2 separate regions of the Homo sapiens genome follow, and region 2 is linked to region 1. Evidence: chromatin contacts called from ENCODE Hi-C or POLR2A ChIA-PET data. All regions are on one chromosome and are shown on one strand. The core of a region is the stretch at or near the end of the contact, and the rest is flanking DNA. Distances in the headings are between cores, read along the strand shown. Region 1 holds the start of CCIN (calicin). Region 2 overlaps LOC102724322 (a long non-coding RNA gene).

Evidence for each region. A loop is a pair of places that touch in the nucleus more often than their neighbours do. ChIA-PET counts read pairs that join two places held with the same protein, here RNA polymerase II (POLR2A). Pooled maps may share reads with other maps.
Region 2: a loop to region 1 is called in a map of testis, with 6 times the contacts of the local background. The contact joins the enhancer-like site here to the promoter of CCIN in region 1. A Hi-C loop is called at or near these places in 2 of 168 maps with a recorded cell type or tissue (ovary and testis) and 9 of 50 pooled maps. POLR2A ChIA-PET finds 5 or more read pairs at or near these places in 4 of 52 experiments (A549, BJ, GM12878 and 1 more).

What each region holds. Positions count from the first base shown.
Region 1 is chr9:36,165,711-36,171,917 of GRCh38, reverse strand. It overlaps CCIN (calicin), which reads right to left and starts at 2,530. Exons shown (of 1, transcript NM_005893.3): 1 at 584-2,530. The coding sequence starts at 2,415. The coding sequence ends at 649. RefSeq lists a silencer at 5,115-5,324 and enhancers at 4,924-5,424, 5,515-5,624.
Region 2 is chr9:36,317,211-36,323,417 of GRCh38, reverse strand. LOC102724322 (a long non-coding RNA gene) reads right to left here. Exons shown (of 5, transcript XR_001746660.2): 5 at 4,953-5,621. Among named protein-coding and RNA genes, the nearest start is that of GNE, 62 kb to the right of the region's middle. Within about 2 kb of position 3,442, at least 9 of the 41 ENCODE cell types and tissues checked have a DNase peak (open chromatin) inside an H3K27ac peak, as active enhancers do.

The DNA.
Region 1 (6,207 bases), core at 1,281-3,780:
GGCCTCTCTTTTATCCCCAGTCCCTCAGACTCATATTCCTGGAGAAAGTTCTCAATGTACTTGGCTTAGTAGAAACAATTGTAAGGAACCTCCAGCTTTCCCACAAATGAGACACAAACTACCGTAGCTGCATGGGCAAATACAGAAGCTAAGTAACCTTGCCTCCCCTGTTCCTTCTGCCTTCTTTTCTGAGTCTTACCCAGGTCACCTTCTCCTTCCTGGCCATGAGATTCCTCTCTCAGACCTGGGACGGGTCCTCCCCTGCTTTTGTGAAAGACCGGAGGGAAGCAGGTGCTGGAGGAGCTTGATGCTTCACAGCTCTGAGTGGATGTTTACCTGCCAATCTAGCAGATGCCTGAGAGGTGATCACAGGGGTACAGAATAGGGGACAGACATCGCCTTGGCCAGTGCCTGGGAGGGGCCTCAATTCCACCCACCAGGGGTTCCTTTCCAGGCCCTGTTGGATACCTCCAATGACATAGTGGCCCTGAGTTTCCACCCACTGGGAGCAGCCCTCCCCTAGGATCTCCACCTTCAGGGCCAAGCATGGACTGGAACACTAAGAAGGAAACAACAGGCCATCTTCCTCTCTTTCTCTCATTAAATCGTGAATAATAATGCATTTACTTATTCTCCCACTTAAAATGTTTAAATCCTTTGAAGAATCTTGCAAGGTAGCTTGGCTAGACAGCAGGCAGGACAGTCCAGTGCCTCTGGTGGAGGAGCCAGGGTCTTCCACTTGCCTGTCTTTTGGTCCAGCAAGAAGGCATTTGGATTGATGGTGTAGTCCTTTGTCTGGACATCGCTGGCAGTGGTGACACCCCCACATACAAACACCTTGCTGTCTCCAATGGAGCATATAGCATGGGACACATCCAAGGGGCAGCTGTTGGGCAAGACAGGCACTGAGGTGGTCGTCTTGCTTGCCTTCACCTTCTGCAGATTGATTTCCACACTCTGCCGGTGGCTGTGCACGCAGAGGATGTTGTCCTGTTGGAAAGAGAGCAGGGGCCGATGGTTGAACTCAATGGGGAAGGTGATACACTGGACCACGTCCCCAGTGCTGGTGTCAAAGCAGTCCACTACCCCGACCCGGGAGATATAACCTTTCACCAAGCACCGTCCAGTGACAATGTACAGATGCCTGTCTCCTTTAGTGATCACGGCGGTGCCATCCATGGGGATGCTCATCTTTCCTGCCAGGCACCAGACTTCCTTCCGCTCATCATAGCGATAGATGTTGGAGACATACCGCCTTGGGGCAATGCTCCCGCCCACTGAGTACACTGTCCCCCCACAGGTCACCATGGTGTGGAAGACAAGCCCGATGGGCAGGTCAGGCAACTTGGTCCAGGAGTTGTCATCCATGTCATACCGCCAGGCTGTCTTCAGCCCTGAAATCTGCTCAGTGGTGCCACCAGAGATGTAGATGTAGCGACCAGCAGAGGTGGCACTAAGTGCTGCTGCCCGATAGGGCATGTCTGAGAGCTTCATCCACAGGTTCTCCTGGATGATATAAGCAAACACTCCATCATTGAACTGGCCGTGGGCCTTCTGGCCACCGAGGATGACCACGGAATCAAGCAGGGCCCCTTTCCGCTGGTAGACCAGCAGGCTGCATGGCCGCTCCTGCTTGCGGTCCATCAGGACACTCTCAATCAGGGTTGTATGGGATGAGGTGTTCTCCATGCCCACCAGCTTGTTGCTGGCAAACACCAGCGTCTTATTGGAGACAGCATTGAGATTGATGTAATTGAAGAACTTCTTGAAATACTTCTCCCGATCCTCCTTCCGGAAGTACACCCAATTGATGAGTGCGCTGAGCGCCTGGTCTTCATTGAGCACGTGAAGGTTTTCATCACGGAGCAGGCGGCCAAAGATAACAGGTGGACAGCGCATGAAGTGCATGGAGCCCTCAGGACTGGCCCAGTAGTGGAAGTTGTCCCGAATGCCAGAGTAAGCTACGTCTGATACCTCTTTGAGCTCAAACAGCTCAGCCAAGAAGAGGTAGCGCAAGCAGTTGGCACGGCAGATGGACTTAATAAGGAAGTCGTTACAGTGAACTCGAAGGCGTGGTGTGTTGAAATACTGAGCCCCACGAAGCAGCTCCTCCACATTTTGCTCGGAGATCACCACCTTGCCGCTATAGAAGTAGTCCAGAAGCTGGTCCACTGTGACCGGGCTCAGGTAACTGGTGTCAATGGTGATGAAAAGCTCATCAGCGGTCTTCATGTCATTGCTGGAGATGAGGCTCCTCACCAGTGGGGAGACAGCAGCCAGCACATTGCGATGTGCAAAGAAGACGTGGTTGTCCACACTCAGGGCCATGTCCCAGTACTCTTTGCGTTTCCTCTGTCTGTTCAGGTTCTGCAGCACGAAGCTATTGTAGTTTTTCTCCGTGAATTCCAATTTCATGGTGCCTCTTGTCGGCTGAAACAGATCAGCAGCAGGTACTGGAGAGCAGACTTTCTCAGGCCTGTGGGATCAGATTGATGGTTGTTTGCAGAGCGGTTGACCAGGGAGAAGAGAGGGTGGAAGAGAGGATGATGTCATAGAGTGGATCAGGTCATCACAATGCAGGCCTCCCTGAGGCCTGTCTCAGAGGCACTGGGCCTTCCTCCCCTCTGATCTCTCCAACCTGCCAAGGCCACATACCCTAGCAGGACCTAAAGCCCTGGGCCCAGAGCTCAGGAGGAACCTCAGGGATGGGCGGCAACTTCCACCTGGGACTTTCAAACCGTAGTTAAAGGCTTCTGGAATATCAGAGCCAGTCTGGGTGGGGCAGTGGGGAGCAGTTTGTGTAGGAGAGATAAGGGGAGGTGGGGAAAGGGAAGAGATTATTAGACCTAGAAGAATCCTCCCATTTTGAGGGAAACTGAGGCCCAGAGAAGAGAAGGCACTTGCCCAAAATCACATAGCCAGTTGGAAGCCGAGCAGGGCCCAGAACCTGGGGAACCTCGCATTCTTCCTACCCTTCTGGAAGCTCCTGACTACCCAGCTTTCCCCAGTCTCTGACTCTCAACTCTCCAAGCACTCTTCCTGCCAAGGCTCCTGGGCATCAGAGAAAAGCTCTGTCCTTTGGCTTCTGACCTTGGTGGCCACAGACATCATTCTCCTTCAAAATGGAGAGGTGGAGGCCACTCCCTGGAGCAGGGATGAAGGAGTTAACCACAAACGGGGGCATGGGAGGGTCTTTAAAGACCGGATGATTTCAGCTCCTTGGCAAACTAGAATGTTCCCCCAACATTTCCAAGTGTCCAGTTGGAAAATGTTGGGGGCTTCAGTGGGTCAGCTTTCTCCATCAAAGGTGGACTTGGGCGAGTTGATCAGACTTTCTAAACCTCAGTTTCCTCCTCTGTGAGATGGAACTAATATTTGATAGTAGTACCCACTTCAAAGATTATTATGAGTTTATTTTTATTTTTATTTTTATTTTTTTGAGACAGAGTCTCGCTCTGTCACCCAGGTTGGAGTGCAGTGGTGCGATCTCAGCTTGAAACAGCCTTTGCAAAATTATGACTGAGACAGTGAAAGAGATCAACTTAACTGACTCCATCTTGCTTCTAACCTCCAAGCTGTCCTTGCTCATTCCTTGGCAAAGGCTGAACTAACTTTGGGAGAAACCTATATGTATAGTTTACGGTTTAAACAAAGACAGCCCTTTCCCAAAGCAGACCTCCTTCTTGCCTGGGGACTAGATTGCCTTTGTAGGACTAACATTAGCCACAAGATTAGAAATTATGGTTTAGGAGTCATGTAGCTGGAGGCTACAAGATTCTAACCCTCCCTAAACTGCTCCTAAGACCAGTGCTTGAGATTTCTCTTTTTTTTTTTTTTTAGACAGTTTCGCTCTTCTTGCCCAGGCCGGAGTGCAATGGTGCGTTCTCGGCTCACCACAACCTCCAACTCCCGGGTTCAAGCGTTTCTCCTGCCTCAGCCTCCTGAGTAGCTGGGATTACAGGCATGCACCACCACACCCGGCTAATTCTGTATTTTTAGTAGAGATGGGGTTTCTCTATGTTGGTCAGGCTGGTCTCAAACTCCCGACCTCAGGTGATCCACCTGCCTCAGCCTTCCAAAGTGCTGGGATTACAGGCGTGAGCCCCCGTGCCCGGCCGGTGCTTGAGATATTTTGCAGAACCTGCACTTGATGGATCAGCTGGCACCACTCAGATCAATAAACTGGCTCATCTGATCTTGTGGCCCCCAGACCCAAGAACTGACTCAGCCCAAGAAGACAGCTCCAACTCCCATGATTTCATCTCTGACCAATCAGCAGCACTCCTGGCTCACTGGCTTCCCCCTACCCACCAAGTTATCTTTAAAAACTCTGCTCCCCCAATGCTCCGGGAGACTGATTTGAGTAATAATAAAACTCCAGGCCGGGCGCGGTGCCTCATGCTTGTAATCCTAGCACTTTGGGATGCCAAGGTGGGCGGATCACCTGAGGTCATGGTTTCGAGACCAGCCTGGCCAACATGGCAAAACCCTGTCTCTACTAAAAATACAAAAATTAGTTGGGAGTGGTGGTGCATGCCTGTAATGCCTGTAATCCCAGCTACTGGGGAGACTGAGGCAGCAGAATCGCTCGAACCCGGGAGGCGGAGGTTGCAGCGTGCCCAGATCGCACCATTGCACTCCAGCCTGGGCGACAGAGTGAGACTCCGTCTCAAAAAAAAAAACCCCAAAAAACAAAAACAAAACCCTCCAGTCTCCCGCACGGCTGGCTCTGTGTGAATTACTCTTTCTCTGTTGCAATTCCCCTGTCTTTTATTACCCAACCCCCCAACCCCCCTCACCCCCCACCCCCAGTAGCTGGGATTACAGGCGCCTGTCAACATGCCCGGCAAAGTTTTGTATTTTTAGTAGAGACGAGGTTTCACCATGTTGGCCAAGCTGGTCTCGAACCCCTGACCTCAGGTGATCCGCCCGCCTCGGCCTCTCAAAGGGTTGGGATTATAGGCGTGAACCACCGTGCCCGGCCTATTATTAGAGTTTAAATGAGAAAAGGACTGGAGAGTAGTGGGCTTGTCATAAAGCTCAATCAATGCTAGCTGCCGTTTTCTTACTCATATTACACCAGTTCGCCCAGCGCCGGCGTTCGTGGCTGCTCCCTTCATAAAAACTTGTGGTCATCGTGGTTCTGGTTTCGCGGTAGCTGAGGAGGCTGTGGCTACCTCGCGTCTCTTCTGGGCCCGCCGCCCGAACCCAGTCCAGCCACGCGGTGGCGCTGGAGGGTCGTCCCCGCCCCCGAGCGCACCGCCTCTGCGCCGGGCACCACCCCAACCCCTCTCCAGGATGGAAAAGAGGCGCGGGGCGTCCCCTTTTTCGCTTTGCCTCCACGCGCCACCGTGCAAAGGCGGCAGCGCCGTGCCGTCCGCCGCGACCCTGGAATTCAAACGGCAGGATCGGGGGCTCTCAGCCTTGCAGGACTCCTTAGATTTCCCCAGACACACACCTGTCCCCACTTTACAGATGGGGACGCTGAGCCCCCAACGGAGGCGCGCCCTCCAGAGGCCAGAAGACTGTCTCCGACTCCCAGTAACAGCTGGGGGGGTTTCCTGACCCCTGCGAGTCCTTTGCGGGGAGAGAGGAGGGTGCCCGCAGACTCGGACAGATTCCTGGCTGGCGTGGGGCTCCCGGAGTCCTGTGGGGCGTCTGTGGAACTGCTGTTCGTGCAAGAAGGGGATAAGCGCCAGCTGGAGCGCCGCGGGCGGGAGGGAGGGGGAGGCAAAAGAGCCCAGTAGCCCCACCCGGACCAGCCTTTGGGAAGAGACCCCAGAGAAGGGCCTGGACTTGCATCTCGCCCAGGCATTCGCGAGAAGGTACAGAAAGGACTTACCTCTCTGATCTCCTCCAATCTGGGCCCAAGCCCCACTCTAGACCCTCGGGCCGTCCTCAGTGCCCCTCCCGGGAAATTTCAGTATCAGCCTCGGGAATCTGAGCCGTTCCAGCTCTTTCCCTCCCTGGCTTAGTCATATTCTCATTCTCATTGTCTCCCTCCCTCGTCCGTTCATTCCAGACTAGTCTTTTCCTTATTTTTAGATTTGGTAACTTGAAAATTATTTGAAAATACGCCCCTTCCCTTTTTTTTTTTTTTTTTTCTGAGATGGAGTCTCACTCTGTCCCCCAGGCTGGAGTGCAGTGGCCCGATCTCGGCTCACTGCAACCTCCGCCTCCCGGGTTCAAGTAATTTCTTGCCTCAGC
Region 2 (6,207 bases), core at 2,193-4,692, 150 kb before region 1:
TTTTTTTTTTTTTTTTGAGACAGGGTCTTCGCTCTGTCACCCAGGCTGGAGTGCAGTGGTGCAATCTCAACTCACTGCAACCTCCGCCTCCTGGGTTCAAGTGATTCTCCTGCCTCAGCCTCCTGAGTAGCTGGGATCACAGGCACCTGCCAGCATGCCCAGCTAATTTTTGTATGTTTAGTAGAGACGGGGTTTCACCATGTGGGCCAGGCTGGTCTTGAACTCCTGACCTCAGGTGATCCACCTGCCTTGGCCTCCCAAAGTGCTGGGATTACAGGCGTGAGCCACCGCGCCCAGTGGAGTCTTTTTTTTTTTTTTTTTTTTTAAGATGAGGCTCTATGTTATCCAGGCTGGTCTCAAACTCCTGGGCTAAGGGATCTTCCCACCTCATCCTCCTAGGTAGCTAGGATTACAGGCACACGCCATGGCACTCAGCTTTGAAGCCTTTTATAACCTATAGTAACCTTATAACCTAATTGTGGAAGTGACTTGCCATCCCTTTGCTATATTCTTTGGTCGCACAGGCCAATCCTGGTGCACTGTGGGAAGGGACTGCCTAAGGGTGTGGATATCAAGAGGCTGGGATCCCTGGGGCCATCTTGGATGCTGCCTACTACAGAGAATACGTTTCAAGATTTCCTATCAAAATATCCCTGAGGGCAGAGGGGAATGACTGTGAATGGACTCTGCAGGGCCTGCAGGTTTGGCACCAACAGCAAATAGCTCACTACAATGGAGAAATGCCCAGCCAATTTATCCTCTCTTAAGTACATAATAATTACATTACATCCCCGTTACACCAGAAGGTTTAAGTAAATGTGATGCTTTCGGAGCCCTGTGACATACATTGGGTAGGCCCAGTGCTCAACTTCTAGTTTGAAGAGCAGGGCAGGGGAACTTGTTTGGAGACTGGTTAGAGGTCTAGGAAGGCCAAAGTGACAATTGCTTATGAGAATTGGCAACTACAATGCCTGAGGCATTTTTGTTTTTTAACTTATTTTAAGTTCAGGGGTACACGTGCAGGTTTGTTATATAGGTAAACTTGTGTCATGGGGGTTTGTTGTACAGATTATTTTGTCACCCAGACATTAAGTCTTGTATCTATTAGTTATTTTTCCTGACCCTCTCCCTCCTCCCACCCTTCACATCCTGACAGGCCCCAGTGTGTGTTGTTCCCCTCTATGTGTCCTCATCATTTAGCTCCCACTTATAAGTGAGAACATGAGGTATTTGATTTTCTGTTCCTGCATTAGTGTGCTAAAGATAATGGCCTTCAGTTCCATCCATGTTCCTGCAAAGGATATAATCTCATTCTTTTTGATGGCTGCATAGTATTCCATGGTGTATAGGTACCACATTTTCTCTATCCATCTACCACTGATGGGCATTTGGGTTGATTCCGTGTCTTTCCGATTGTGAATAGTGCTGCAATGAACGTATGTGTGCATGTGTCTTTATAATAGAACAATTTGTATTCCTTTGAGTATATACCCAGTAATAGGATTGCTGGGTCGAATTGTATTTCTGTTTTTAGGTCTTTGAAGACTCACCACACTGTCTTCCACAATGGTTGAACTAATTTACACTCCCACCAACAGTGTAAAAGCATTCACTTTTCTCTTCAACCTTGCCAGCTTCTGTTCTTTTTTGGCTTTTTAACAGCCATTCTGACTGGTGTGAGATGGTGTCTTATCATGTTTTTTATTTCAGTTTCTTTAATGATCAGTGATGTTGATTTTTTTTCATATGATTCTTGGCCACATGTATGTCTTCTTTTGAAAAGTGTCTGTTCATATCCTTTGCCCACTTTTTAATGGGGTTGTCTTTTTCTTATAAATTTAAGTTCCTTATAGATGCTGGATATTAGACCTTTGTCAGATGCCTAGTTTGTAAAATTTTTCTCACATTCTGTAGGTTGCATGTTTACTCTGTTGATAGTTTCTTTTCCTGGGCAGAAGCTCTTTAGATTCCATTTGTCAATTTTTGCTTTTGTTGCAATTGCTTTTGGCTTCTTCGTCATGAAATATTTGCCAGTTTCTATGTCTGGAATGGTATTGCCTAGGTTGTGTTCCAGGGTTTTTATAGTTTTGGGTTTTATGTTTAAGTTTTTAATCCATCTTGAGTTAATTTTTGTATATGATATAAGGAAGGGGTCTGGTTTCAATCTTGTGCATATGGCTAGCCAGTTATCCCAGCACCACTTTGAACAGGGAGTCCTTTCCCCATTGCTTGTTTTTGTCAGGTTTGTCAAAGATCAGATGGTTGTAGGTGCGTGGCCTTATTTCTAGGCTATCCTGTGCCATTGGTCTATGTGTCAGTTTTTGTACCAGTACCATGCTGTTTTGGTTACTGCTGCTCTATAGTATAGTTTGAAGTCAGGTGGCATGATGAGAGGCATTGTTTATAATATTAATACTAGCACAGGAGCTCACACATGGGTGTGATGTGTATTGCATGCACACTCACACAACAACCTAATGTCCATCAGTGAAAGCCAGTTAAATAAGTGATGATATAGTTATGTGACTGGACATTAAGATGGGATTATTTCTGTCTCCAATTCAGCTGAGACCTCAAAGTCTGAGAATACATAAAAGATGCATAGTTCCCCTGCATCCCAAGGGAGGGGCTGGATCACACATGCAGAACACACTAAGATATTATGAAACCAGGTCTGCTGGCATTAGCGTTCACCCCATCCTACCCATCAAAGGACAGAAGGGTTGATGAGTCAGTGGAGTGCTGAGGCCTCCCCAGCCCTCCCCACCACACCCCTGGGGAGGTGGGAGGACCTGCCTGGGAGGTGGAGTGGCAGGAGGGAGCAGGCTGGGGGGCACTGCCCAGAAGCTGCCCTCCCACTGCCCAGTGCTTAGTGCCAGTGCTCCCGGACCACACCGAGGGACGAGCTGCTTATTCTCGTGGCCCCATATCAAGATGCAGATAAACTGGGAAAGAAGAGAATTTCTATTTCTGTAACCAGGTGCAGGGAGAAGGCCTGGAAATTATCGCCAGACCAACTCAAAATTTCAAAGTATTCCAGAGCTTATATACCTTCTAAGCTCTATGTGTACGTGTAAGTGTGCATTTATCTAAAGACATAAGTGATTAACTTCTAATCTATAACTAAGGTCTGAGTCCTGAAGACCTTCCTCTGGAGCCTCAGTAAATTGACTTAATCTAAATGGGTCCAGGTGCTGCAGTGATTACCCTTATCTTGTCTCCTACTAAATCACAGAGGTTTGGGGAGTTCCTTCCAACCTCCAATAAACTTGTTCGTGGAGGCCTGGGGAGTTTCTTCAGACCCCCCAATAAAACTTGTTTGTTTAATCCTAAACAGGTTTTGTTAAGAATGCCTTCGTTATTTTGTCATGCTTTAAGGCCCAGGAAAGGCCTAGGCGAAACTCTGGGTGGGGTTTTGTTACATTCCAGCTTTTGTGTAAGGACACTGGCTCTACCAGCTTTTAATATTTAACTTCACCAGTCAGTACTGAAATAGTTGTTACGGAGGCCCGCGTTCCTGAGGCCTGGCCTGCCATACCAGGAGGTTGAAAGGAGTGGAAGAGGAACTCTGATATTTGGATTCAAATACTTCTATATTGTCCAACATAAACATGTTCATATGTTACCAAAAAAAAAGGAAAATAAAGGAGTAAAAAAGCATGTACAATGAGCACCTAATAATTAATAGTTTGTTCTAGGGAGCAGCCCTGGGAAAGCATTTCCAGCAATTTCAGATTTTTGTTATGTTTGAATTTTTTTACAATATGCATGTTTTATTTGTAGAAGCAGAAAATAATATCCAAATATAGCATTTTAGAAATAATTATAAAAAGCTACCAGAAGGCCCAGCTCTTCACCCCTCTCCTCCTCCTCCCTCCATTAAACACAGAACTCAGCCCAGCAGGGTAGGGCTGCAGCCCATGGCAGCACTGGGAGAACGCTTCCTTTCTCTGGCTGCCCACACCCAGGATGGGACTTCCAAGCAGGACAGGGAACAGGTCCCTGTTCAGGTCCAGGGATCAGCTGGGACGCCAGCGCCTTGAACCTGACTTCCCCAGGCCAGGACTCAGCCCCCTCCTTGGAACCCCATTGCTCCCCGGACTCTCCCCATCTCAGCCTCTCCCACACTCCACCCGTCTGCCGGCCTGCACCCCAGCTCTGTCCCCTCCTCTCCATCCCCAGTCCACTCACCTTCAGCTGGTAGTGAGCTTTCCCATGAGGAAACTGAGGCACGCTGGGAAAAGGGAGCTACTCCAGGTCAAGCAGCAGCTTAGCAACAGGGCTGGGACCCAGGCTTCCCAGTAGCCGCTATGGTGTGCTTTAAGTAACACCACACACCTGCACAGCTGAGGTGCGCCGCACCTCCCCCTCACTATACTCCTTCATTCCAGATTGAAATGTGCACCATGCTCAGGCAAAAACAAACAAACAAACAAACAAACCAGGCTTTTCTCACAAAATCAAATCAGAAGGTAAGATGTGTGTGGCAGAAACAAGTTTCTTAACTTCCCGAAACCTTATTTTCCTCATGTGGAAAGTGAGTTGAAGAGCTCCTGCCTCATGGCATCGCGGGGGATCTAATGAAACGATGTGGTGCAGCTGGTGCCTCATAACTGGCAGCTGTGGTTTGTTTCTCCCAAAACCCGCCACTCTGGCCCCCAGCCATTCAGGAGCTGTTTTAGGTGGCATTCATTTGGGTGGTGGGGAGCAATGGAACTTTTTCTTTTTTCTGAGACGGGGTCTTGCTGTCGCCCAGGCTGGAGTGCAGTGACGCAATCTCATCTCACTGTAACCTCCTGCTCCCTGTAACCTCTGCCTCCCAGGCTCAAACGATCCTCCCACCTCAGCCTCTCAAGTAGCTGGGACTAGGTGCACACCACCACGCCCAGCTAATATTTGTATTTTTTGGAGGGACGGGGTTTCGCCATCTTGCCCAGTCTGGACTCGAACTTTTGGGCTCAAGCAATCCTCCTGTCTCAGCCTCCCACAGTGCTGGGATTACAGGTGTGAACCACCACGCCCCGTCCCAACGGAACTTTTTCTTCCTCATCCAACAACGTATATATTTGCTCTTCAGTGAGTAAACAGTTGTCCTTTTTTTTTTTTTTTTTAGCAGCACTGGATTCTAGGAAAAATGAAAAATGAAGTGCATGCTTCACTTACTATGCCCCTGTGTAATAAACATCAGCTTTACCGAAGAAGAAACCTGAGGCTGTGTCCACACTGCAGTTATCTTCCTACACTCTCCATTTCTCCTTATTCTACAGATTGGCTGGGGGAAACTGAAGGATATATTCCTGGTGCAGTAAACCTGATGGTCAAACCTTCCCGGAGCTCCAGGGCAGCCAGCTGCTAGGAAGCCTCTCCCCTCTGGCCCACACCCTTCCTGTTGGCTCCTGGCCACACCAACCCATCACCTGGGAGGATGCTGGAGAAACGGGGTTGCCCCAAGAGTCCACGTGTCCTTGACGCATGGCCAGACTCAACAATGGGCTTCTTAATGAAACTGGGAAACTGCAGAGTTCAAGTGGGGGTTGGGTGCTGAACCGTGGCTCATTCCCTCAGGGATCAAATATCAGCAGAGTCATCAGGTAAAGGCCACCAAGTTCACCTTCACCTTCCTGAGGAAAAGACGTTTGGGGTCTCAGCTTTCTTCAGCAGGCAGGGCAGCTCTCCAGCACATGATAGAAGCAGGCTGCGAGTTAGATGGCAGACAGAGGCCGGACACGGTGGCTCACGCCTGTCATCCTAGCACTTTGGGATTATAGGCCAAAGGATCGCTTGAGGCCAGGAGTTTGAGACCAGCCTAGGCAACACAGTGAGATCCCAGCCTCTGTAAAAAATTAGCTCTGCGAGGCCAGGCGCAGTAGCTCACGCCTGTAATCCCAGCACTTTGGGAGGCCCAGGTGGGTGGATCACCTGAGGTCAGGAGTTCGAGACCAGCCTGACCAACATGGAGAAACCCCATCTCTACTAAAAATACAAAATAAGCTGGCCATGGTGGCACATGCGTGTAATCCCAGCTACTCAGGCTGAGGCAGGAGAATTGCTTGAACCCGGAAAGCAGAGGTTGCAGTTAGCCGAGATGGCACCATTGCACCCCAGCCTGGGCAACAAGAGGGAAACTCCATCTCAAAAAAAAAAAAACAAAAAACCGGAGCTCTGCGTGGTGGTGCATGCCTGTAGTCCCAGCTACTCAGGAGGCTG